2 separate regions of the Homo sapiens genome follow, and region 2 is linked to region 1. Evidence: chromatin contacts called from ENCODE Hi-C or POLR2A ChIA-PET data. All regions are on one chromosome and are shown on one strand. The core of a region is the stretch at or near the end of the contact, and the rest is flanking DNA. Distances in the headings are between cores, read along the strand shown. Region 1 overlaps HTRA1 (HtrA serine peptidase 1). Region 2 has its middle 30 kb from the start of DMBT1.

The links. Hi-C counts contacts between places; a loop is a spot of excess contacts on that map. ChIA-PET counts read pairs that join two places held with the same protein, here RNA polymerase II (POLR2A). Pooled maps may share reads with other maps.
Region 2: a map of endothelial cell of umbilical vein shows a loop between it and region 1 (5-fold over the local background). The contact joins two enhancer-like sites. A Hi-C loop is called at or near these places in 1 of 168 maps with a recorded cell type or tissue (endothelial cell of umbilical vein) and 5 of 50 pooled maps. POLR2A ChIA-PET finds 5 or more read pairs at or near these places in 3 of 52 experiments (Caco-2, H1 and endothelial cell of umbilical vein).

The regions. Positions count from the first base shown.
Region 1 is chr10:122,491,288-122,498,642 of GRCh38, forward strand. All of the region lies in intron 3 of HTRA1 (HtrA serine peptidase 1), which reads left to right. Among named protein-coding and RNA genes, the nearest start is that of HTRA1, 33 kb to the left of the region's middle. RefSeq lists an enhancer at 3,170-4,369. Within about 2 kb of position 3,729, at least 13 of the 41 ENCODE cell types and tissues checked have a DNase peak (open chromatin) inside an H3K27ac peak, as active enhancers do; they include endothelial cell of umbilical vein, where a contact is called at or near this core.
Region 2 is chr10:122,526,989-122,534,343 of GRCh38, forward strand. No RefSeq gene overlaps it. Among named protein-coding and RNA genes, the nearest start is that of DMBT1, 30 kb to the right of the region's middle. Within about 2 kb of position 3,394, at least 3 of the 41 ENCODE cell types and tissues checked have a DNase peak (open chromatin) inside an H3K27ac peak, as active enhancers do; they include endothelial cell of umbilical vein, where a contact is called at or near this core.

The DNA.
Region 1 (7,355 bases), core at 2,479-4,978:
TAGAGGCCGGCCCCGTGGTTTGATGGGACAGCTTGACCTTAAACAGCCCATGGGAAGGCGGGTGCATCTGGTTTAGGAACAGGCTGCTAGAAAGGTATCCAGGATGTGGTAGTCTCACCGGAAGGAGCCAGTCAGAATAGCACAGCCTGTGGCCACGCGTGGGACCTGTTCAGCCTCATGGAGCTTTGGGAGGCAGCCAGCAGCAGGGCATGGGCTGTGTGCAGGCGAGGCGCTGGCCTGGACGCCGCCCCCACTGCGTAACTTCGTGTTTGGAATGCGTGGGCACATACCGTGCGGCTGCTTCTGGCCGGGGGATATTCTTTTCCAATTTTGAGCCAAGGTGGAGACTGTCTCCTCGTGCCATCCCTGGCATGTCCTGGCAAGACGTGAACGATCTCAATAGACGAGCTTTGCAGAGTGTGTCTGACCTGACTCCTGCTGTCTTGGGAGTTTAGCTCTTCAGCCAGCAGCATGCTGTTTGACATGTGTTTCAAGCCCCCCAAGAAAGGGTGCTTGAAATTTAAAATTGAACTGATGTGGCTTTTCAAAATGGAATTGGAAATGAAAGGATATTAAATTGCAGACACCCACACAAAAGACTGGTTTCCACTGACTAAACTGCTTTTTTTTGCTGATAGTAGTTGAAAGTAGGGAGAGTAACAGCATCTCTTCCAGCTTTTTCTCTTTTGTTCCCTTGTTTTGATGATGGGTTATTTCGGGGGAAGCTCTGGCTGGCCTTGCTTTGTGTCATCTTAGGGATAACAAAGAGGATGAAAGAGATCAGGAAAACCGAGAAGGCAGAACAGAACCAGCAGAAACTGTGCTTGAGGAATGAAAATCACCTACACGGCTCCTTGTCATATGAGACTGTGGCCCAGCCTCCTGCAAAGCCATTTAAGAGTAACCCAGTGAAGCTGGTGAGACTGCCTGCCGCGTCCGTGGGCCCAGTGACTAACTCGGTGGCTTATCATCTGGGCCCAGCTCCTCCCCTGGCATCCTGATTTCACTTGGAGGGGCCCCCGTTGTCCTTCATAAACATGTTTATTTCATTTTATTTTTATGTTTTGAGACAGAGTTTTACTGTTGCCCAGGCTGGAGTGCAGTGGCGCCATCTCCGCTCACTGCAACCTCCACCTCCAGGACTCAAGTGATTCTCCTGCCTCAGCCTCCTGAGTGGCTGGGACTACAGGCGTGCACCACCATGCCTGGCTACTTTTTGTATTTTTAGTAGAGACCGGGTTTTGCCATGTTGGCCAGGCTGGTCTCAAACTCCTGACCTCAGGTGATCCACCTGCCTCAGCCTCCCAAAGTGCTGGGATTACAGGTGTGAGCCATTGCGCGTGGCTGTAAACGTGATATTCTTGAGACTTTCAGTGAAATAAGAATTGCCACGGACATCTGTGGTCATTGTCCACTTGCCACTCACCTACCCCCTTTTCTGGCAGCAACAGCCGGCATTTCACATGTCCATCATCGGACAGCGTAGGTGGGACCATCAGTCATGGTGTCCTACCCTCTGTGGCCAAGGAGTGGACACAGGACCCAGTTAGGGCAAGCAGAGGCTCCCCTTGGAATCGCAAAGTGAAGCTGGATGCCACCCACAGAGACTAACATGGTGAAGCTGCTGTAGCCCCTGCTGTTGAGCCCCCAGCACTGCCTGAGTTCTTGCACTTTGTGAGTCCAGTTTAATATCTGCTTTTCCTCCCATTCTTGGAGCTCCCCTCACATCTCCAGTGGCTTGAAGTTGCCAGAGATGTTTCTGGGCTTGTGACCAAATGACTCCTTTTCTGCTTCTCACTGCTGAGCAGACACATGTGCGCTCACTTTGCCTGCTGAGTCTTGGGACCCGGAAGAGCTTTTGGGAGACAATCACGGACCAGCCCCCTCTTGCCTGCCCTGCTGTCTCCCTCCAAGCAGGAGGTGAGAAGGTGTCCACCTGCAGCCCCGGCCAGGCATCCCTTTCTGTGCTTCTGCCCAAATCTGAAATTCCCCTCTCCTTGGGACCCACGACTGGGGCCAGCCTGCCTGGGGAGGGAATCCCAGCTGCAGAAAGTCGGGACAGTGTGCGTGTAAACATGTTAATAGAAAGCAGCTTTGAGGGCAGACTAGTTCAGCTTCAGTTACAAACTCTTTCCAAATGCGTTTAACATGAGCCACTGGCTGTGCGCAGCATATGTCAAGCTTTCATCCAATGGTGGCATTTTGTCCCTGCGGGGTTTTTTTTTCCTGAGCAGTTTGGGGCAGGGGTGGGGACAGGGAGAGAGAAAAGTAAAAAGAGAGCAGTTTGGTTTCTTCAGGCTGGAGTACAAGGCAGAGGTAATGGGATGTATTGAAGAAGGTAGGAGGGAAAGTTACTTTAGCTACAGCTATTTGTCCAGCTGTGCTGATTAAGAAACTTGGAGAAAAGCATCTTTGGAATCATGTCCTTCCCATCTTATATACAGCCTTTGCAGATTTCCTGCTGTTCTGAGAGAGATCTGAACTCCTTACCAGGACCTTGAGGGCCCCACCTGATTGGGCACCCCTCACTCTCTCTGCCCCTCCTCCCCTTCCCCTCCTCCCCTCCTTTCTCCACCCCCACCTGCTCTGCTCAGACACCCCTTCCTTGGTTGCTTCCCACAGGCCAGGGCTGTCCCCTGGGGCCTTGGCTGTTCCCCTCCCAGGAGCGCCCCTCTCCAGCTCCTCATGCAGCCAACCTTCCTGTCCTTCAGGCCTCTGATTAAATTCTGCCTTAGACATCTCTCCCCACCCCGCTGTGTGAGGTAGCGCCCCATGCCCCAGTCCCCTCAACTCCACTGCCTCACTTTGGGGACACATCACCCCAGGGACAACTGCATTCCACTCTTGGTTTTTCCCTCCTCGTCTATTTATCACAATTTAGAGTCGCCTCACTCATTTGTCAAATGAAGTTCATCTCTGCAGCTGGACTGCGGGGTTGGGGGCACATCCGGCTGTCGGTCCTCAGGTAGGAGGTGCTTGGCAACCTTGTTCAGAGTAGGACGTTCACAGCTGTCTGCCCCGGAGGAAGCAAGGGCACCCGCCACATGGATGGAATTGAGGGGAAGGCACCCGGGGCTCCTGCATCGAGCTTCCCTCCTATATTCAATGAGGAAATGACCCTGCAGAAGGCTGGCTGCAGATGCCCCTGCCTCCCGGCTTTGCCTGCTTGGAGTTTGATGGACACGTGGTCCTGTCAGGGCTACAGCAGGTCTATGGTCTTTGGTAACGGAAAGCGCTGGTGAAACAGTGAGCTTTCCCGTGGGTGCTTTTCCCTGACGCCAACAACCAGGTAAATATTTGGAAACGGCCTTGTTGAGGCTTGTGAGGTGGTTTTCCTCCCTCCCCTGTAGGCCTGCGCCACCCCCCCAACCCCACGGCCACCTTTGGGCCAGATGGCACCCACAGACCTGTTTGAAGTGGCCACAGAGGGAGCCCTCTGGGCGCTGGGGCCGCTGTGTTTGCAGAGGGTCCTCTTACTGCTGAGCTGGCTGGTGCAGTGAGAAGGAAGGCCGACACCCCTGATCCTCATCAAGTTCAGACGGGGGTCACTGCGGGTGAGGGGCCTGGGGCCTTTTACATGTCCCGGGAGCTGCTGAGCAGGCCACTCTTCTCCAGGCCACCAGAACTTGGCCCTGCGCATGGTGAATCTTCCCTGAGTCAGCTGAGTGAGGGGGTTCAGGCAGCCCCCCGGGACATGGCAGTGGCGGGGAGTGGACTGGGGTGGTGCTTGCCATGACTCACGCCGGTTCTCCTCAGGCAACCGGATGGTCAGATGCGCTGACTCAGTGGCCTGAGCTCGTCCAAAAGCGAATCAGAGAACACAGGGCCTGGGCTCACCCGCTGCCCTCTTCTGGAGTCATCTGTCACTCATCCTCATGAAGGAAGCGCCTGGGAGCCTGGAATGCACATCGCACTGCCCCAGCTCCCCTCTTGTTTCTGTGTTTTTCCATTTTGGATTCTTTCCCCCAACGCCTTCTGTACTGGGCATTTTGTGGTCTCTTCTTTTTCTCCGAGAACTCTGAGGGCTACCATTGCATTTGCTAATGATGCCACAGACGGTGTTGACGTTATGAGGCTTCTATTACTGTATTGATTTTTACCATTTTTAGGGGGACGGGAATCAATATTTCATGAGGGAATGTGAAGCCAGACAGTGAAGTAGAAGCTGGCTTTTATTTTGTGCCAGGCTTTGTCCAGAGGCGGGTGGGGACGTGGCTCCTAAGCTCTTGATTGCAGCTCCTTCTGGCTTGGGAAACGTTTCAGTTCCCCAAACTCTCAGAACTGGATCCCCTGTGTGTTCTCTGGCCCGGATTCAAGAACTTAGTTGATTGTCAAGGAAATTCTTTGGCTATATTTTTCTCTTAATATGGTAATGCCTTTTTTCACTCTGGCACTCTCTTTTCAGGGAATTGGATTAAGACTATTATTTATGGGTCTGACAAAGCAGTTCCCAAGTTGTTGGGACTGGATTTGTTTAGGAATGTCTCCTGTCCTCTTCATTGAGGGGGGAATACAAATTGCTTCCATTTGACAGTTTATCAAGTGTGTGACAGAGTATCAGAGTCCAGGGTTGGCCAACTACAGCCAGTAGTCCAAAGCTGGCCCTCTGTTGTTGTAAATAAAGTTTTATTGGGACATGGTCATGCTCACTTATTTAGGTAGAGTGTATGGCTGCATTCAGTCTACACCAGCAGAGTTAAATAGTTGTGATGAAGACCACGTGGCCCGTGAAGCCAAAAATATTTGCTTCCTGGCCCTTTACAGGAAAAAAATTCCCAGCCCCAGTGGCAGGCAATTAACACCTTGTCCTCGAGGAGCTGAAAGTGGCTGGAGGCAGGAATGCTTATAAGAACCAAGCGAGGTGAAGCACTAGGTGGCCGCGGCGAGCAGGAAGAGAAGCTGATTTTGTTTGCCCTTTCGTTTGCCAGAGATTGTGGGTTCTTTTTTTTTTTTTTTTTTTTTTTTTTTTTTTGCAGAGATGAAGCTTTGATCTTGTCACAATAGCAGAGGGAGGCCTTATTTTTGTCTATTTCTCTGTGACATTGGTAGAAAGGACTTTGTCAGAATTCCAAGCTATTTGGCAATTATCCAATTTTGAGATCCTAATGGATCTTTCGAGGTCTAGTTTGTTCATTCTTTTAGTGATTCCTTGTTAATTCCCTGATTTTATAAATGTGTGTTGAACATCTGTCTTGGCCAAATACTTCTTAGGTGCTGAGGATGCAGCAATAGTGGGCAAAGCCATGGGGCTTAAGATCTAGTGTGGGAAATGGGTGATGTAAAGTAAATATGGCGATAAGTACAGTGCACGAAGCAAACAAGTGAAGGGGTAGAAGGTATCAGGCTGCAAAGACAGCAGATAGTGTAGGCAGGGAATCTTATCTGAGGGGGTGACATCTAAGCTGAGATGGAAAGGACAGTGAGAGCCAGCCAAGGAAACAAGTTGGGTGACAAGAGTTGCAGGTGGAGTTGCTTAATTTCCCACTTCTGCTCAGCCTGCAGATCCTGGATCTTGGACTAATTGCAAACTGTCATTTCCTCGTGAGTTTATTAGAACCCTCCAGAACAAGTTTCTGGTTAGCTAGTTTCTCTGTGTGTTGTCTCATTTCTTGTTGGTTCTGGTTCTTTGGGGTTCCTACTCATACTCTGGAAAGCTCCAGTGTCTTAAGTAGTCAGTCTCCCAAGAGTCTGAAAGCACAAAGATTCACAATGATACGATCACCTCTCAATCATAGCAGCATTGATGCAGTTCCGTAGCTGGTTTCCTAAAGCCATCCAGATCTCTTTCTGTGGCAAGAGAGAAATAAGACCTTCTGGTGAATTGAGGACTAATTATCCTAATAAACATGCGAATTAACAGTTCCTTTGGTTAAACAAAGCACCAGAATCTGATAATGGGAACATGTGACTCATGGTATTTCCTTCTTTGCTTTATCTACCAGGCAGCTCACAGAAACCACTGGCCTTCCCTGTGTTCCCATTTTATGTCATAAATATATATTTAATTAACTTATTATAAAAGGCCCTTTGTTCATTGACCATATCAAATTATTCTTATATAGAAGAGGTTATACATGTTTTAAACATTTTAAAATAAATCTGAAAAGAATGCTACATCCTGGGCAACTTCCCTGCATTTGGGGCTCAAAGAAGCTCTATGTGGTTATGGGTAATGAGGAGCCAGAGTGCCTTCAGGGCAGTTCAGCAGATGCTGAAAGGCTGCTGTGTGCTGTTCGCTGGGCCCACCAAATAGAGTAGGACTGAGCCCCTGTCCACCATGACAGCCGGGAGATACAAGCTGTTCCCTTTGCCTCCCTGAGCCCTGAGCTTTATAGCCTATAGACAGCTGAAAAGCAGGCTGCATCCGTTACCCAGTCAGTTACCCAGACCCAAATGCCAGGCCTTGGCTAACCCCAGTTATTACCTAATTTTAATATCCCAATGGATGTTTTAAGACCTGGCTGGTTCATTCTTTCATTTATTTACTTATTCATTGATTTTGTAAATATTTCTGGAGCATCTGCCATGGCCACATGCTGTTGTAGCAGCATCAGCCACTCTGAAGTTGGTGGATGAAAGGGGATGCATCAAAGGCGCTGATGTATGGAGGAGACGCAAGTTAGACTTGACCAAGACAATATTATTCCTCCTCTGGATGCCCCGAATATATACAGTCATTAGCTGTCGGGCCCCCATGTGGCACTGTTGACATTTTGTGGTTTAAACACTGAAGAGTAAGGGAATATTGGAAATGGCAAACATCTGATATAGTGTAAAGGAGACTAAATATTTTGATGGTGTTCATAAACACCGAGGAGGAAAGTCTTTTCATTTTTTTCATTTGTGTGCTCTCTCTTTCTCTGTTTTTGCACACTGTCCTCTGTTCTCCTTCTCCTTCTCTTTTTCCTTTTTTCTCCCTTCATCTCCCCATTTATCTGATCTCTCCCACCTGAACCCCTTCTACCCTGCTGCCCTCCTGTCCATTCTACCTTCTCTACTCCCCTCCCTAGACAGTAGTAATCACATGTCAGTTGGAGAAACATGATGGCAACTTGGTCACACCGTTCTTCTCAGTCTGTATATGTCGGTGATCTCAGTGCCCATCTGGCAGATCCTTCCTGCCCTGGCTCTTCTGCTCACTGCGACCACCCTTGACTTTGTGATCACTGATAACCTTCACCTTCTCTAATCTAAATCCCAAGCTTCTCACTCTTGGTCCACCACCTCCCAGCCTTGTCCGTTCTGAACCCTGAACGGAAGCTGAATGGAACCCTGAACGGAAGGGTTCTGAAGCTGTTCAGAACCCTGAATGGAAGCTGAAATATCAATGGGCCATTGCTTTTCACAGTCCTCTG
Region 2 (7,355 bases), core at 2,144-4,643, 35 kb after region 1:
AAAAGTTGAAGGTGCTGGGGTTCCAGGCGATGAATGGGGGAGAGATGGCAGGCCTGTGTGGAGGAGGGGTGGTCAAGCATGATGGTCGAAGTCCAGAGTGAAATGGAGGTGGCCTCTGGGCAGCCTGGGGTCAATATCCACTGCTGTTTCGTGCACAGCCTGGAAAGTGTGTGTTAAGCAGCATCCCAGCCAATGCTGGAGAAATGATTTAATCTCTTGGGGCCTCAGTTTGTTTCTGCCTCTCAACATAGCAAACACTCATGCTCCATCTAACCAGATTTAACAATTTGCACTTCGTTATATTTGCTTTTTTATAAGTAAAAAAGAAACTCTCTTTGATCACCCCCACCCAATCCCATTCTTCCTGCCTCCTCACCCTAGTGGCAACCACTGCTATTACTTTAGTGTGTTGTTTTTTTCGTACGTTTATATATTACATATATATCCATTGGCAATACACATTGTCTTATGTAGGTTTTAAGAATTTCATAAATGATATTGTGTGTGTTATTCTACAACTTTGTTTTTCATTCAGCTTTACTGTGTGAGGTCTATCCTGTTGAGAGATATATGTATATGTATGTGTATGTGCGTGTGTATACATACATACATATTTATAGTTCGCTCCATTCGACTTCTGCATAGTATTCTATCACATGTGTATGCCACAACCCATGTTTCCTATTTCCTGGATGATAAGACTTTATGGTGCTGGGGTTCAGTGTGTTTATCTGTATTGGGGATCCTTACACCTTTCCCATATGTTGGGGCTATGTGAGAGGCACAGGTGATTGGCCAAGGTGATTAGCCCCAGAACCTTCTCAGGTCTTCCCACAGAGAGGGGATTTTGGCCCCCAGGATGACTGCTGTTGCAGAACACCTGTGCCCCCATGTCTTCCCCAGTGTCTGGTAATGGGAGCCTCTCAGGCTGCACCCATCAAGGAGGGCTGTGACCCTCAGAATAGGGCTGGCACTGGTGGCTCCATGCTAAGACTGGAGGGAATTTGGGGAGTCCTCTGACCCAGTTCCCCCAGCAAGTTGCCACTGTGAGATGCCCATCCTGAGTAACACCTCCAGGAATGGGACCTGGCATCCCTCAAAGTGCTACTGTAGGCGTCTGCCTCTGAACGCACATACCTAGGAAGGGAGACTCCCTGTACCCAAAGGCAACTCAGTCTTACATTGGGTTGAAAAATCTGTGTCCTGTTAAGTTCTGTTTCTGTGGCCCAGCTGTGGCTATGGGGCCAACCAGAACACTGAATCCCACTTTGGCAGCAAGCCTGTTGCATACTGAAAGGCCACAGTTATGCCCATCTCAACTCCTGTCTTTAATTTTCTAGGTGAAACAGCCACCATTTAAAAACGATTTCTAGCCACTGAAACTATAGAAAACCAACAGCCACAAGAAACAAAATCAAACGAAACATAAAATAATAAAGGAATGCAGCCTTCCTAGACTGTGGGCTCCCATGCCCTCACCATTATGTTCATCCTCTGAATGTGTTCCTGTTTCCAGTACTAGATGATAAATTCCTGCTGGGGTTGAATTCCTGCTGAAATGCTTGGGCCCGCAGTATTATGTCAGAAATAAGTCTGAGGTACCCATCCTCGGTGGAAGCTTTTTGCCTAAGTATAGACAGCTTGGTATTGAGTACCTGTTAGTTTTTCTGCATAGTTCTCTTTCCCTCATCCACAATCGTTCTTGGAGCTCTCCCTTACTCAGTTCACAAGGAAAGTGCAGTGAACACCCAGGCAACCATTTCTGCAAAGTGGCTCTGCCTCCTGGCACAGTTGATTGGACCAGGATAATGGCAGCTCTGAGAAGGGGTTAAAACCTCCTCTTCTCCTTCCCAAGGCCCCTAATCTCCCTCTGGGGCCCCATTTCTTGATGTAGACAATTAGTGGCTCTCAATCTTACATAAATTGCCATTTAAATGCAGTGTCAAGCACTGATTTTCTTAGGTTGGAACTAAGAGATTCTTGGTTCAAATTTGTTGGTTTCTTAAAAGGAGCAGATACAAGTTGGAGAGCTGCTGGTAGCCTGAGGTTTCCTTGCAGAGGAAACTAGTAAGAGAGAAGGGGAAGAAAGTGTGAGCAAGACGGGAGTTCCAGAGTGCTGAGGGAGCAGAGATGAGGGACTGGGAGATGATGAAGGAGCCCAGGCCCCTAGTTCCCATCCACTCCCAAGGGCTGACTGCACCCTAGCCCTTGGGGACCATGAGACACCCTAGATATGCATTAAAAACACCCTTTCTGCTTGGGGGTTCCTGTTAAGTTTCTGTTTCTTGCAACCACAAGAGTCTTGGTTCATGCAAACATGGAGTCACACCAACTCTATTGCTGAAGTGATCTTCTGACCCCCTCCAGAGCCAGGTCTGCCCCCTTGTGCCCCTTCTACTCCCTGCCCCCAGGCATAGCTTCTATTCTTGTGCCTTTAAATGTCCATTTTTGTAATGTGTTTTTATCCTAAGCCATCTCTATTGACTTGGAAGGCAGCAGGACACAGTGCTGACATAAATACAACATAGAAGCCACAGGGGAAACTGAACCAGAAGTTCAAGTAGGGCCAAGTCATTGCCCTGTACAAAAGGGTCAATCTGGACTTTATTAGGGACCCCATTCCACCACTTCATCTGGTCCAGAGACAAGGAAATCAGCTCTCAGTGGGAAACACCTGTGCTTGTAACTGATCTTGAAGTTTATGCAACCAGGAGAACTGTCCAACTCAAGGCTTCAGGAAATATGCTGATATCTGGGCCTGCTTCCATCAGTTTCATCTAATTGCTGGAAAAATCATGTCACCTAAGAAGGAGGTCCACTCCCCTTCCTGCCCCACCCCCAGCAGCCCAGTATGACCAAAAGCAAGGCACTGGCAGATATAGTGTCTGGTGGGGGTCCTCTTCCAGGTTCACAGATTGTTGTCTTGTTGCTGTGTCCTCCTGTGGGCGAGGGCTGTCTTTGGGGTCCTTTTCATTAGGCAGTTAATCCTTTTTATGAGGCTCTGCCCTCATGACCTAATAGCCTTCCCAAAGCCTCACCTCCAAACCATCACCTTGGGGACTAGGTTTCAACACATGAACTTTGGGGGTAACATAAACATTCAGCAGCATCAAACCCCAAACTCATTGGCTTTGCACATTTAGGAGGTGGTCACCAGGAGTCACAGTCCAGTCGACCAGCCACCACTGGGATTATAACAAACAGTCCCTGTCAGGCTTCTTTTTCTCATGAACCCAACCCAACGTTCTAAAAGAAAACAATGTCTGAGGAAACCTGAGGAGGAGTGCTCTGTCACGGTAGGGGGAGGACAATAGCCAGCTCCCCAGGCGTGGCCCAAGATGACCGCTGCTGGGCTGCCGCTTGGCACTGGGTTGTTGTGGAAACGGTTTCCTGATCGTGGTCATAAGCATTTCCTTTGGCTGGACTACACCCCAAGCATCTTTGATTCTAAACGGAAATAGCCACGTACGGTTGGCAGGAGACTGGGACCTCTGGATGTGGAGCTCACAACTTCTGGGAAGGAGAATGGCACGAAGTTTGTTTTCATGGTCACTCTTAGGACACTACATTTTTCCCCCCCACAATTTCTCTTTTGCTGTGTCCTTTTAGCCTTGAGGGCAATAGTCTGAAATGAGCAGTTAAGCTGGTTGTCATCTCTGATGTTTCCGAAATCCTCTGTCTGCTGTTTCGTGTCCTAGATTTTAGTCACACGGCATGCTCAGCACATGCCAGGCCCTTTACATACATTATCTGATTGAATCCTCAAAATAACCCTATGAAATGGACACTATACTAATATACAAATAAGGAAATCAAGGCTTCAGCTTTGCCTGACTCCAAAACTTACGCTCTTATCCCCCAATTTGATCTGTCCTTCATGGCTCAGCTGGAGACCTTTCCCTCCAGAAAGCCAACCCCTGCCATCCTGCCTGGGGGCTCTCCCTGCCCCAACCCTGTTTTCTGGATTCCTAGATTTGTGCTTGCCTGCAAGTTTGGCTGAATATTGCCCCTCCCCACAGATGTCTGTCTCCTAATTCCTGGAACCTGTGAATATATGACCTTATATGGCAAAAGAACTTTGCAGGCATCATTGAATTAAGAATCTTGAGACAGGGAGATCATTCTGGATTTTCTGGTGGGCACAGTGTAAATCACATGGGTCCTTATAAGACGATGTCAGGAGGATCGGAAGGAAGAAGAGGGGATGGGATGACCAAAGCAGAGGTTGGAATGATGGGCTTTGAAGATGGAGGAAGGAGTCACGAGCCTAGGAATGTGGGTGGCCTCTAGAAACTGGAAAAGGCAAGGAGATGGGTGTTCCCCTAGAGCCTCTAGGGGAGCACAGTCCTGTGACACCTTGACTTCAGCCCGTAAGACACATTTTGGACTTCTACCCTCCAGAACTGTAAGATGATACATTTGTGTTGCTTTCCGCTACTCAGTTTGGGGTCACTTGTTATAGCAGCTGCAGGAAACTCATAGTCTGTGTTGTGATCTCCTTTCTCTGCATCTGCATCCATCTCCCAGCCAGGAGGTGAGTTCTGGCTGCGTAGACGTACTTAATTCAGTTCAGTAGAAATATTTTGGACACTTGCTGTATTTCTGAGCACACTGCCTGTGTCGGGAGGCAATGCAGGCATGAGTAAAGCATACCTCTGTCCTCCAGAAAACAAGTGTCTCAGATTTTACATGGCTAGAGGTCCAAGCTCAAAACCTTGCACAAAAAAGATGAGTAGGAATTAGCTAGTGACTACAGAGAAAACATATGGTCATATAAAACAAAACACAAATAAATATAGTAAGTTTTTTATAAATGAACTAGAAGTAGGGAACTCTTGATTTTTTAAATGAATCGCCATGATGACAAACATTTTTAAAAGTTTAACTCCAAATGATGAACGACAAGGAAAAGGGGAGGCAGCCAGAGCCCAGGAGAGATGAAGGAAAGGGGAGGTTGGCAAGAGGGGGGAGGAAGGTATAAGATGAATACTGTAGGTGCCAAGGGGCTGGGAGTTTCTGGGATGAGGAGGGGCTTGGTGAACTCTAATCATGCCTACCTCTGTGAGTTATAACCTCTTATCCCGGCCTTTGAACTGCTAAGCAAACAAATTAGCCACATTCTCCAAGGTTAAGGTGGCATTTATCATAACACGTTAGCTCTTAGGTCTGAAAAGGATAGTGGAGAGCAAGGGCTGGAACGATTTCAATCACTTCCCTGCACCAGGGTGTAGGTGAGCCCCAGGGCATTTCTGATGGGCTTCTTGCCAGGGGAGAGATTGCCCTGTACTGAAATAGGTCAGTTACATCCCTTTAATGTGCAGTTCCCCAAAATCACCTGAATTAGAATGACCTGAGCATATATTAGGATCCTTATGCCTATTCCAGACCCCTAGATTCTGATGTCACCTCGGATTTGAGAACAGGGTAATTTTCCCTTTATTGGACAAAAGGTTTTCAAAATATTAATAATCTTAGCAATCTTAAAAACTTAATTAACATGAAGTTTGGAGGGGCTTAGTATACCCATGTTGTACCACCTGATTCTTGTGATTAATTTTCCTTGTAAGTTTCTATATACTACGGAAAAGTCCGAATACAGTATTGCATAATTGCCCTCTGTTAACAATTATCAGGTATAATAATGGTAGAAATTTTATGGCATCTCCAGCATATATCAATTTCAGTAAATTAAAATGTATTATCGTACCTGTTCAACACTTCATATCAGACCTTATGCAATACTTGGCATACCGTAAGTTGAGAGTGTGTGGCTCTAATGAGCCTGATGTTTGAAAAATGGAAGATGGTGGACTTTGCCTAGAAAACTTTTGGTAATCAGAGTTATCCATAATAATAAAGCAACTCTTGGGATAAGGCACTTCCCAACAAACCAATTGCTTGATAATCTAAATGCCAGTAATTTGGATGTTTTATAACATAATGGGGTCATAGAAACTAACCTTTCTGTAGATTATTTTTATGCTATACATTACTGGCATTGTCTAAGTTGTGAGAAATACTGTCAATGATTAACTGCAGTGTAAAGATGGGCTCGCTAGATAATATTCCTGCATGGGGTGACAGGAGGCAGGTACGATTTCTCATGCTCATTTTCATACAGAGGAAGCCAGCTTGATAAGCTAGTGTCACACAGCTCCTGAGGAGGGGGTCTTCTGGAACATGGGACCTGTGCTTGCTGCTGACGATGTCAGTTGCACATGAAAAGGTTGAATGCAAGTGGTGGATGGAAGACTTCTTAAAAATGACATGGAAAAGGAAATGCGGCATGCAAACCCTAACCCTCCTGAGATCATGGGTCCACATTGCGTAGTGCTCTAATCTAGAATTTAAATGTATTTCTTTTTTTCTTTTTTTTTTCTGTCACCTGGTCTGGAGTGCAGTGCCACAATCACAGCTCACTGCAGCCTTGACCTCCCTGGCTCAGGTGATCCTTCCACCTCAGCCTCCCCAGTAGCTGGTACCACAGGCGAGGACCCCTTCGCCCAGCTGATTTTTTGTATATTTTTGTAGAGATGGGGTCTCGCCATGTTGCCAAGGCTGATCTGGAACTCCTGGGCTCAAGTGATCCACCCAAGTTGGCCTCCCATAATGCTGGGATGATAGGCATGAGCCACTGTGCCCAGCCTAAAATGTATTTCTTATATCACTATTTTGAATTTGCTTCTTGGAAGATGAAGTAGATAAAAGAGATAAACTAGGCACTGCATTCTCCTTACAGCAAAGGTTTCTCAGCAGGAGGCCATGGGGAGGATGAAGGCTCTCCAGGTCATGAGAATTGGGCTCAGGCTCTTGCTGGGCTTCTCACTTACTAGCTGTGTACCACCAGGCAGTTTTCTCAACTGTACATCACCTGCAGAATGGGCCGATAAAACCTCCTTCATAGAGTTGTTGTAGGGTTTTGAGACACTGCATATAACATGCCAGGCCCAATGTTGTTCTTGGTCCTTGTTCTTATTCTTCAATCCAATCCCTTAGAAACATTTAAAGCAACGATTTGCACCTAATGATCAGGACTGTATCAATTATACCAAATGCATCCTGCATCCTTATTTCTTGCGAGGAAGGATATATGAAATGTTTCATTCATCTATGTGATTCAACCTCCCTCCTACAGTTGCCTGGGGCCTACTGCCTTGTAGGTTGTAGGTACCATGTAGGTTTGGGTTGAATTGAGTTGAATTACAAACTTTGGCAAAGTAATCTTGACAGGGCATGGGGAACTTGGGTTTTTCACTTTTGAGTAGACCACAATTAAATAGTTAGACTTGAAAAGAGTCAACAGAGACTATTATATCTATCTATTTACCTGTAATTAAGATGCACAATGGCTCTTT